Regions from separate parts of the Homo sapiens genome. Here regions 1 and 3 are each linked to region 2. Evidence: chromatin contacts called from ENCODE Hi-C or POLR2A ChIA-PET data. All regions are on one chromosome and are shown on one strand. Each heading gives the region's core, a stretch centred on a gene start or an enhancer-like site at or near the end of the contact. The rest is flanking DNA. Distances are from core to core; before and after follow the strand shown. Region 1 overlaps STIM2 (stromal interaction molecule 2). Region 2 overlaps RBPJ (recombination signal binding protein for immunoglobulin kappa J region). Region 3 overlaps LINC02357 (long intergenic non-protein coding RNA 2357).

Region 1 (2,700 bases), core at 102-2,601, 510 kb after region 2:
CTCAGAATCTCTTTGCCTCAATTTCTCCTTGGGTTAAAAATAAAGAGATAATCACTATCTTTCAAGGTCATGGTAAGGATTAAATTGGAAACATATGTATGCACATATATACCTGTCTTATATTGTATATAATTTGGTGTTCAGTGAATTAGGTATTTTTTTCCCTTGGAAAACAGAGGGATTGGCACAATGTCTTGGAATTACTGTATTATAGAAACACAGGAATGAGGTATATTAGTATATGCTGGGACATTGCCTGAGGTGCCGAAAGTGTATAATAAGTTACATTATGGTGGGCAAAGCAGTTTAACAGATCCATTCTTTGTAACACAGCTGCAGTAAAAATAGAATTGTATAATTAAAATAAGATATGAAAAGACTCTTTGAAGGTTAATTTAAAAATGAAAATTTACTGCTGTGTTTATTAATCTCTTTGAAGGAGACTTAATGCTGTATCAAATGTTCCTTTTGTAATTGACAGAAACAAAGCACCATGTACAGTGTTAGAGTGTGTAGCTGTGCTGAGTGAGCCATGTAAATCTGCAAGGTTATGTATTTTGGTATGATGGTGATAGCTTATTTTCATATTATATAGCCATGAAATTGATCCTCAGCATTTATCTTAGTCTTTGAAAAGTTACTGTGAACAGTAGTATTATCAGATTGTTACCTGATTAATACGTCACAAATGGATGAGCCTCTCAGCAAACCAAGGAAGTTATCTCAAATGGGACTGAAATAATGGTATTAGATACCTGAGTTCCTTATATTTCTCTGGAAAAGAAGGTGCTCACTGTAGAACTCACCCAAATGCAAGTTGGGCTTGAGAGTTACAGGCAATCATCTGTATAACGAACCAGTTCCTGCAAACAGTCCTGAGCCCCTTCGATGTGGGAGACTGTGTGTGCCTGGTTAGGAAGGTGAAAAAAATGAAATAACATGTGTTCTCCAGTAAAAGAGACTTAGGCCATTTTAGTCAGGGTGAACAACATACCCACTTAATAGGGTTGTTGTGAGCAATAAAGATCAGTATAGGAAAATGTTTAGTACAGTGTTTGCCACATAATAACTCTTAGAAAGCATTAGCTGTTACTGTATTTTAAAATCCTACAGTTTCCTTCTATGATGATGCTCTGCTCGAAATGGTTATTTAATTCTTAAACCTGTTTGTAATAAAGGTTTAGAAAAGAACCAGAATAGGGCTGGAGTGTGACTTACTGCTTCTACTGCAACTGCTTTAGGAAATTTAAATATAAAGAAAACTAACAGGAAATTGTGTCGTTGTATAGGCAGGGTAATGTACAAGCTATTTTAAGAAGGGGCTCTTTGCATTTCAGTGTTCATCTGTCAGTTGGCTGTAGTAGAAACACCCTGTTTATTTAGCACCATTGGGGGATTAAGTATCCCACATGAGTGAACAGCCATTTATTGAGTACTTACGTATATCAGGCAACTGTTCTGAATGCTTCACATGAAATAACTCATTTAGTCCTCACAAGCTTATGGGGTAGATCCGTATCTTATAGGTAATGTAACGGAGACCCAGAGAGGTTAAACACGAGTTCACAGAACTGGCAAGTGGGTGAGACAGAATTCTCACAACAAGATTCACATCCTTAACCAGTACTCTTGCCTCTTGAGTAATTGAACCTTGACTCCTTTGAATTATAAAACTTGCTTTATTTCAAACATTTTGGAGTCAAATTATTTCTAAAACGTGTGACTTATTTCTCTACTTTCTTAATCAGAATGTATTGGGTACAGTTAATGGGTACAATATTAGGGTTAGTACACATGCAAAAACACAGATACTCTTAAGGATTGTTGATTTGTGTTCCACTGTTCATGTTCAACCTTATTTTTCATGGTTTTGAATTGCTGTAATATCTAGTTTTCCAAAAGCTTTTTACTTAAATACAGTATAACAGTACAGGAAAGGGCTCAAATCATCAGTATACAGCTCATTTCAACCATTTTTAACAAAGTGAATACTCACATGTTATTAGCACCCAGATCGAGAAACATAATGTTGCCTTTACCCAGAAGTCCTTCATGTCCTCTTGAAATCAGTATGTGCCTTTGCCTAAGGTTAACCACTGTCCTTACTTTAATACCATAGATTTGCTTCCCTATTTTTGAATGTGAATAAATGGAGTCATCAGCATATGATTGTATCAGCTTATTTACTGGACAGCTGTCATTTTATTTTTTGGTATCTGCTAAGACTGGAAAATAGGGGTATCAAGGCTTGAATTGTAAATCTTGATGGTATGAAGGATCCTCCTTTAACTAAAGCATGTAGGATTTTAATGTGTGATATTTGTGACATAGTTTTCATTTCTGACTATTTTTTCAGGTTTATGTTTTGCCTGGGTGAATTCAGAATGTAACTTTCAGATATACAAATTGTTTACCTTGGTTACCAGGCTATGTAGTTTATAAGAGCAGTAAAACTGAAAATATAGCATTCAGTGCTAGTTGTATTATGAGAATGAAGCCAAATTTAGCACCTCAGGTTATATATATATATATATATATATATATATATATATATATATATATATATATATGTATATGTCTATTCATGTAAATATGCAGTGTTGATTTATCCTAATTACTGAGACATTCCATTATGGCTTATTGAAAATTACATATAAACCTTATTTTAAATCTGATTTTTAGATACTTGAGTTTTAAGAA
Region 2 (2,700 bases), core at 188-2,687:
TCATCTTGAACGTGAATAATACAAGCTTATAACTTTGGCCATATTTCTCTAATGGGCATGTATGCTATTAAGAAAAAATACTGCCCAGGATTAAAAGTTATAGCCTAAAATATTGAGTGTGCATTTCCAGTTTATTGTGGAAACTAGTTGGCATTTTTTTTTCTCAGCACAAATACAGTGGTATGACATTTTCTTCATTGCTAGGTTACTTAGTTATAATTCTTTAGGAGTCTGAATTTGAGTGATCTCTACAGCTGTTAACACAGATTTCCCTGGTTTATTTCACCTTATGCTATTGCTTCATATTCTCAAATTGGAATATTACAGTATTTCATCCTTGGGATTCAACAGTTTTGGTTTGCTGAGAAATCAATTACAGGTTAAGAAGTGATTTCTTTGAAACATTAAATAATGATAGGTGGTTTGTTTACTGGGAAAAGAGAATAAATGTTATCAGTGAATTGGGATAAAGTCATTATTTTGGAAAGGCAAAGAATATAAGTAGTTTATGGAACAGAATATGGCTTCCTTATTTGTTTTATATGTGGGGCTCATTATCTTTAACCTTTGTTGATCATTGTAGAGTCAGGAATGAGGGAAACCCTCACCTTGTGGCTTTCCGACCTTCGTTTTTCCTTTTTAAATTAGAAATAATGCTGCCTCTCAGGATTGTTAATGATACTTAAATGAGAATACACATAAGGAGATGTATTTTGTCTATTGCTGTCTCGTTTACTTTGCTATATGAAGCCAGTTGAGGAAGCTACAGGTATAAGTGGCAATGAGACTTCATCTAATCTTACAGATTTAGAGAATGGAGATAGAGAAGATAATTTGGAAATCCAGTTGATGGAATTTGTTAGTGAACTGCCTGTGGTGGAAGGCAAGATGAGGGAGGAGATCAGTAATACTAGTGCTGTAGACAGTAGAGACACCACATGACTTTAGGAAACATGCCTGTGCAGAAGTTGGTGAGAGGAGGAATATTAAGAATTAAATAGCTACAGTGGAGCTCATCTTTAAAGAAAAACTAGTCTCTTGTTTCTTAATTAAGCAATTTGACGTAGGGCGATTGACTAGACAGTTAACTAGTAAATTAACTGTAACACAACACCTTTGCAGCTTGTACAATTTGAGTTCATACATAGCATAGCAAAGTATCAAGTAAATACATAACATGAATGACTCAAAACTCTGAAAATCGTGTCCACTTCCTAGGGGCCTTGTTCTTGTCTTCTGCATTGCCACCCCGACTCACTCTCTCAAGGCTTTCCCTCCTATACTAGTGTTTCCATAAGTTACTGATGATGTGTACTTTAATCAGTGCTTGGTGATCTGGCCAGTCTCAATTCCAAACCTTTCCAAAGGCAAACATTGTCAGATGTTTGTAGAAGCATTAATGAGCTTGTAGTATTACCCAAGGCAAAGCAGCTTGCAGTTAGATCTTGCACCATCAAGCCTTGTGCTCCTGTGCTGTTTTTTTCCCTTTCAGAGCCTCATGGCCTCCTGTGAGGCTTGAGTGAGCAGATACTAGCTGGTGGGCCTGCTCTTTTGGTCCTAGCAATGCAGGAAGGCAACGTGACAGCTTAATGGCTCAGATACACGTTGGCAGAAAGCCAGTAAGCTTTGTATTGTGGTTAAGACCGCTTCTTCAAAGTGGTTTTCATTTTTACCACAAATGTAGGTTTGATCATTATAATGTAAGTTACAATTCAAAAGAAGAAATGTATTGCTTTGTATTAACACTCAAGCAAAAAAGGCATTTCCTTTTTCATGTAATGGTGTTACATAAAATGTTTTGGAAATCTCTTCTCCCCCATTCTGAACATAGGAATTTTGATTCCCATCATTTTATTTTAGTTTATTGCATTATTTTTAAACTCGTGTAGAATATCTACAATGTCCTATTTTATATGTGTTTAAAAGTGGCAATTGTCATCTTTAATTTTTTCCTTAGGGGCAGGCTTCTCTGAAGTAGCTTAACCCCTTATAAACCTGACTGATGGTCTTTCCTTTGTGCATTAGGCCTTATTCTGAAGGGCTCCATAAATGCTCTGGTCTCTGTTATTGAAAAGGAAAGATGCACTGCTGGATTCAAGTACATGAAAATACCAAACTGTGTGTCAAAGGCTTGGCTGCTAAGAAATTGGCCAAACATGGTTTGATGGAGGCTGGACTGGTACTGTGTCTGTGTAATTTCTACCAACAGAAAAAAGAACACAAAACCTCTTCATTAAATGGAACTCTATGTAGATTCATGTTCTTTTTCAATTTAGAAAAAAAGCGTTCTTTGCAGAATTCTGATTGATAGTGTAAGCCGTACATTCAGAAGACTGTCACAGTCCCTACTGCAATTGTAACATAGTGCTCTTGTGCAGGAAAAATGCAAGAGAAATTGTTTCAGCATCAGATTTATGACATACATATATGTGCACACACAAGTGTCTTTATGTGTGTATGTATGTAGTCAAGGTGTGGCACCCATAACAGATGTCTTTAGATTTCCTGAATTTTGTGTTTACAGCTTTATTTTTTACTTTTTTTTTTTTTTTTTTTTGGAGATGGAGTCTTGCTCTGTCACCCAGGCTGGAGTGCAGTGGCACGATCTTGGCTCACTGCAGCCTCCGCCTCCTGGGTTCAAGCGTTTCTCCTGCCTCAGCCTACTGAGTAGCTGGGCTTACAGGTGCCCGCCACCGGCTT
Region 3 (2,700 bases), core at 107-2,606, 300 kb before region 2:
TTCCTCTTACAGACAACCCTCAAGTCAACTCAGAAGCAGGTCTTGTTTCCATGGAGATGTATTTAAGGTAAACAAATGTGAAAAGGGGAAGCACAGACGCCCATCCCCTACACCCACTCACGGCCAATGCACCATCTCAGCAGAAATGTTTCCAAAGAAATGTTTCACAAAGCTTTCGGGGAAGGCCAAGGGCTCTTTCACAGTCTTGACATGCTTTTTCATTGTACGGCTCTTGAAATGAACAATAATTCGAAACAGATAATAATGAACTTCACACAGCAATGGATCAAAAGTGGAATTACTGAGCTCAGCATTGTCTAGTATAATTAGGCTGACATGCTGCTGAATCCAAATGGATGGCTTTCCGACCCCCACTTTTGCATGTGCACATTTATTTGCAGAAGAACTTTTAATGGGCAGAATATTACAAGATTTCTGGACCCCATGTGGTTTCAGTTCTAATCCAAACAGCTTACTTTCTTCTGAAACTCTGATTTTCCTTCCTCGCTTTCTTCTTTTTTTTTCTTTTGGCATCACTATTTTGGAAATTTCAAAGGAGAATTGGTTCCTTGAATGTGCATGGAAATATAAGCACATAAATCACATGCTGAATTTACTTAACAAGGAGCAATAATCCCACTGTCACTTCCCACTGAACAATGCCTTTTTAGGAAAAAATGCTGCAAATCCTTTAGAAGTCCAAATCCGATGCATCCAATCAACTCACTTTTTTAAATTCCACAAAATAATTTCTCTGTTTTAAATAGCTTATTAAACACAACAGCAATCAGATAATAGATATTTCTTAATTAGACCTAGCTTTAGATCTCTCTTCAATCATGGCAGACAGCAGACTAGCTAGTCACTTTATAGGGCCATAAACATTCATTTCAAAGTCTAATAATAGAGTGGTTTCCTCTATTCTCCCTCTAACACAAGGGCCAATTTTTGTCGAGTGAAAATCAGCCCATGTCTTACACAAGACATCTGTCCTCAAGATGTGACACCTAAAATGATAAAGCAGAAATATATCACCAAAGCCAACAACTTATAAAATTATGGCTAACAAGACTAGACAATCTTGTTGTTGCATCAACCACAAAAAAGAAAGAGAAAGGGCATTTAATATAGCCTTTATTAGTCACTTTATTAGTCACTGGTACCTGTCTTGAATTTTCCAAAGGCTCTAACAGAAGAATTAACTTGGCCCATTTACAGAACCACAGGCAGAAGATTCTGCACTATCAGGGATATCCATAGTGGTAGCAAGAACGATTAGCAGAATGTCTAGATGTCCCTAAGCAGACAGATTAATGCCGCCATCCTCAAGGTAGGCTCTGAGCTGCTAGCTAGAATGATATAAGGAGCTCTGGTTAATACAGAGAGAAGGTCCCAGCCAATAATTACTAGCATTGCTGGCCCCATCCATCCACATTAGATCCAGAGCGGAGAATGAAGTTGAACCTTAGAATCCTTCCCATTGTCATGCAAACAAATCTGTTAGATGAGATCTTAGAAGCATTGAGCAGCCCCCAAACCATAGAACTGCCAACCTTAGAGGTGGAAAATTGTAGAAGAGGAAACTGCAGCTGAAGGTGGTGAAATGACTCGCCTAAGGTCACAGAGAAACCACACCACCCTTCACCACTTGTGACTTGAATGGAAATAGTCTTTTTCTGACCAAAAAAAAAAAAAAGAGTGAGTACACTGTGTGTCAGCAAATGTTATGCCACATGCAGCTAGATCATTGCCCAACAAAGGAAATGTGGATTCACAGAACTAGCTTCCTACTTTGAACACTATTTTTCCTGTAATCGGGTAAGGCTGGGGGCAAATTCTGGTCAAACCCTACAAAGATAAAGGGAAGCTCCATGTTTATAGATGCATGAACTGTAGGCCTAGTGAAGACTTCTCAATCATTTATCAATCCAGTATTGATTGGGGCATGCCCAACATGGGGCAGGTGTTTTGGAAAATATAGAAAAAGCGTAAGACATAGCCTTTTCCCTTAAGAAAAATTTAAACAATGTAGATGATTCTTAGAGATCAAGTGCAAAGATTAGATATTGATGATGATCCCAAAAGGCATTCAAAGATGGGAGAAATCGCAGGGTTTTTCACAAGTCAAGGATGGCTTGACCGACCTGAGATCTGTAAGGGACCTTGAAATCTGGATTGTGTAGAAGGATAGATGTAGGGGAGAGAAAACCTGGGGATATCTAAGCAGGAACAAAATTTCTGAGGTTGGAATTAATATGGCCCCAGAAAGTCTGGTCAAGACACCTAAGTGGCCTAGAAGTTGGTTTTAAGGGCACAGTGAAAAACAACACTGAACCCCGAGGGAAAGCCATAACAAGTGACTCACCAAATCATTTGGCCAAAGCAACACCAAACAAAGCTCAAGAGTCAGACCCATTTCCTTGAAGACTCGTCTCTCTGGTATGCTAAGAAAAATTAAATTTGCAATTTTCGGATGTACATATGCCAGAATTATCAAAATGTCGTGGATTCTCCTTCATATCATGACTAATATCCTCACCTCTGTACAAAATAGAAAGTTGGCCTGAGCTGTAAGAGGAAGGATTGCCCCTTTCTACCACCGCTCCCCAAGAGGAAATTGACTAAATAGTTTTGGAAGCCATTTCTAGACCCACAAGACCCTAATTCAAGAAAATAAGGTGTTGCCAAAGGTATTAAATA

Evidence for each region. Hi-C counts contacts between places; a loop is a spot of excess contacts on that map. ChIA-PET counts read pairs that join two places held with the same protein, here RNA polymerase II (POLR2A). Pooled maps may share reads with other maps.
Region 1: a pooled map shows a loop between it and region 2 (2.1-fold over the local background). The contact joins two enhancer-like sites. A Hi-C loop is called at or near these places in 1 of 37 single-sample maps with no recorded cell type and 2 of 50 pooled maps. POLR2A ChIA-PET finds 5 or more read pairs at or near these places in 3 of 52 experiments (OCI-LY7, activated T-cell and activated naive CD8-positive, alpha-beta T cell).
Region 3: a loop to region 2 is called in a pooled map, with 4 times the contacts of the local background. The contact joins two enhancer-like sites. A Hi-C loop is called at or near these places in 7 of 50 pooled maps. POLR2A ChIA-PET finds 5 or more read pairs at or near these places in 3 of 52 experiments (GM12878, activated CD4-positive, alpha-beta T cell and activated naive CD4-positive, alpha-beta T cell).

The regions. Positions count from the first base shown.
Region 1 is chr4:26,883,305-26,886,004 of GRCh38, forward strand. The region is part of intron 1 of STIM2 (stromal interaction molecule 2); the gene reads left to right. Among named protein-coding and RNA genes, the nearest start is that of STIM2, 24 kb to the left of the region's middle. Within about 2 kb of position 1,352, at least 7 of the 41 ENCODE cell types and tissues checked have a DNase peak (open chromatin) inside an H3K27ac peak, as active enhancers do; they include OCI-LY7, where a contact is called at or near this core.
Region 2 is chr4:26,371,379-26,374,078 of GRCh38, forward strand. The region is part of intron 1 of RBPJ (recombination signal binding protein for immunoglobulin kappa J region); the gene reads left to right. Among named protein-coding and RNA genes, the nearest start is that of RBPJ, 52 kb to the left of the region's middle. RefSeq lists enhancers at 992-1,492, 1,668-1,717 and a silencer at 1,289-1,583. Within about 2 kb of position 1,438, at least 5 of the 41 ENCODE cell types and tissues checked have a DNase peak (open chromatin) inside an H3K27ac peak, as active enhancers do; they include OCI-LY7, where a contact is called at or near this core.
Region 3 is chr4:26,074,720-26,077,419 of GRCh38, forward strand. All of the region lies in intron 1 of LINC02357 (long intergenic non-protein coding RNA 2357), which reads left to right. Among named protein-coding and RNA genes, the nearest start is that of LINC02357, 5.3 kb to the left of the region's middle. RefSeq lists an enhancer at 213-292. Within about 2 kb of position 1,357, at least 4 of the 41 ENCODE cell types and tissues checked have a DNase peak (open chromatin) inside an H3K27ac peak, as active enhancers do.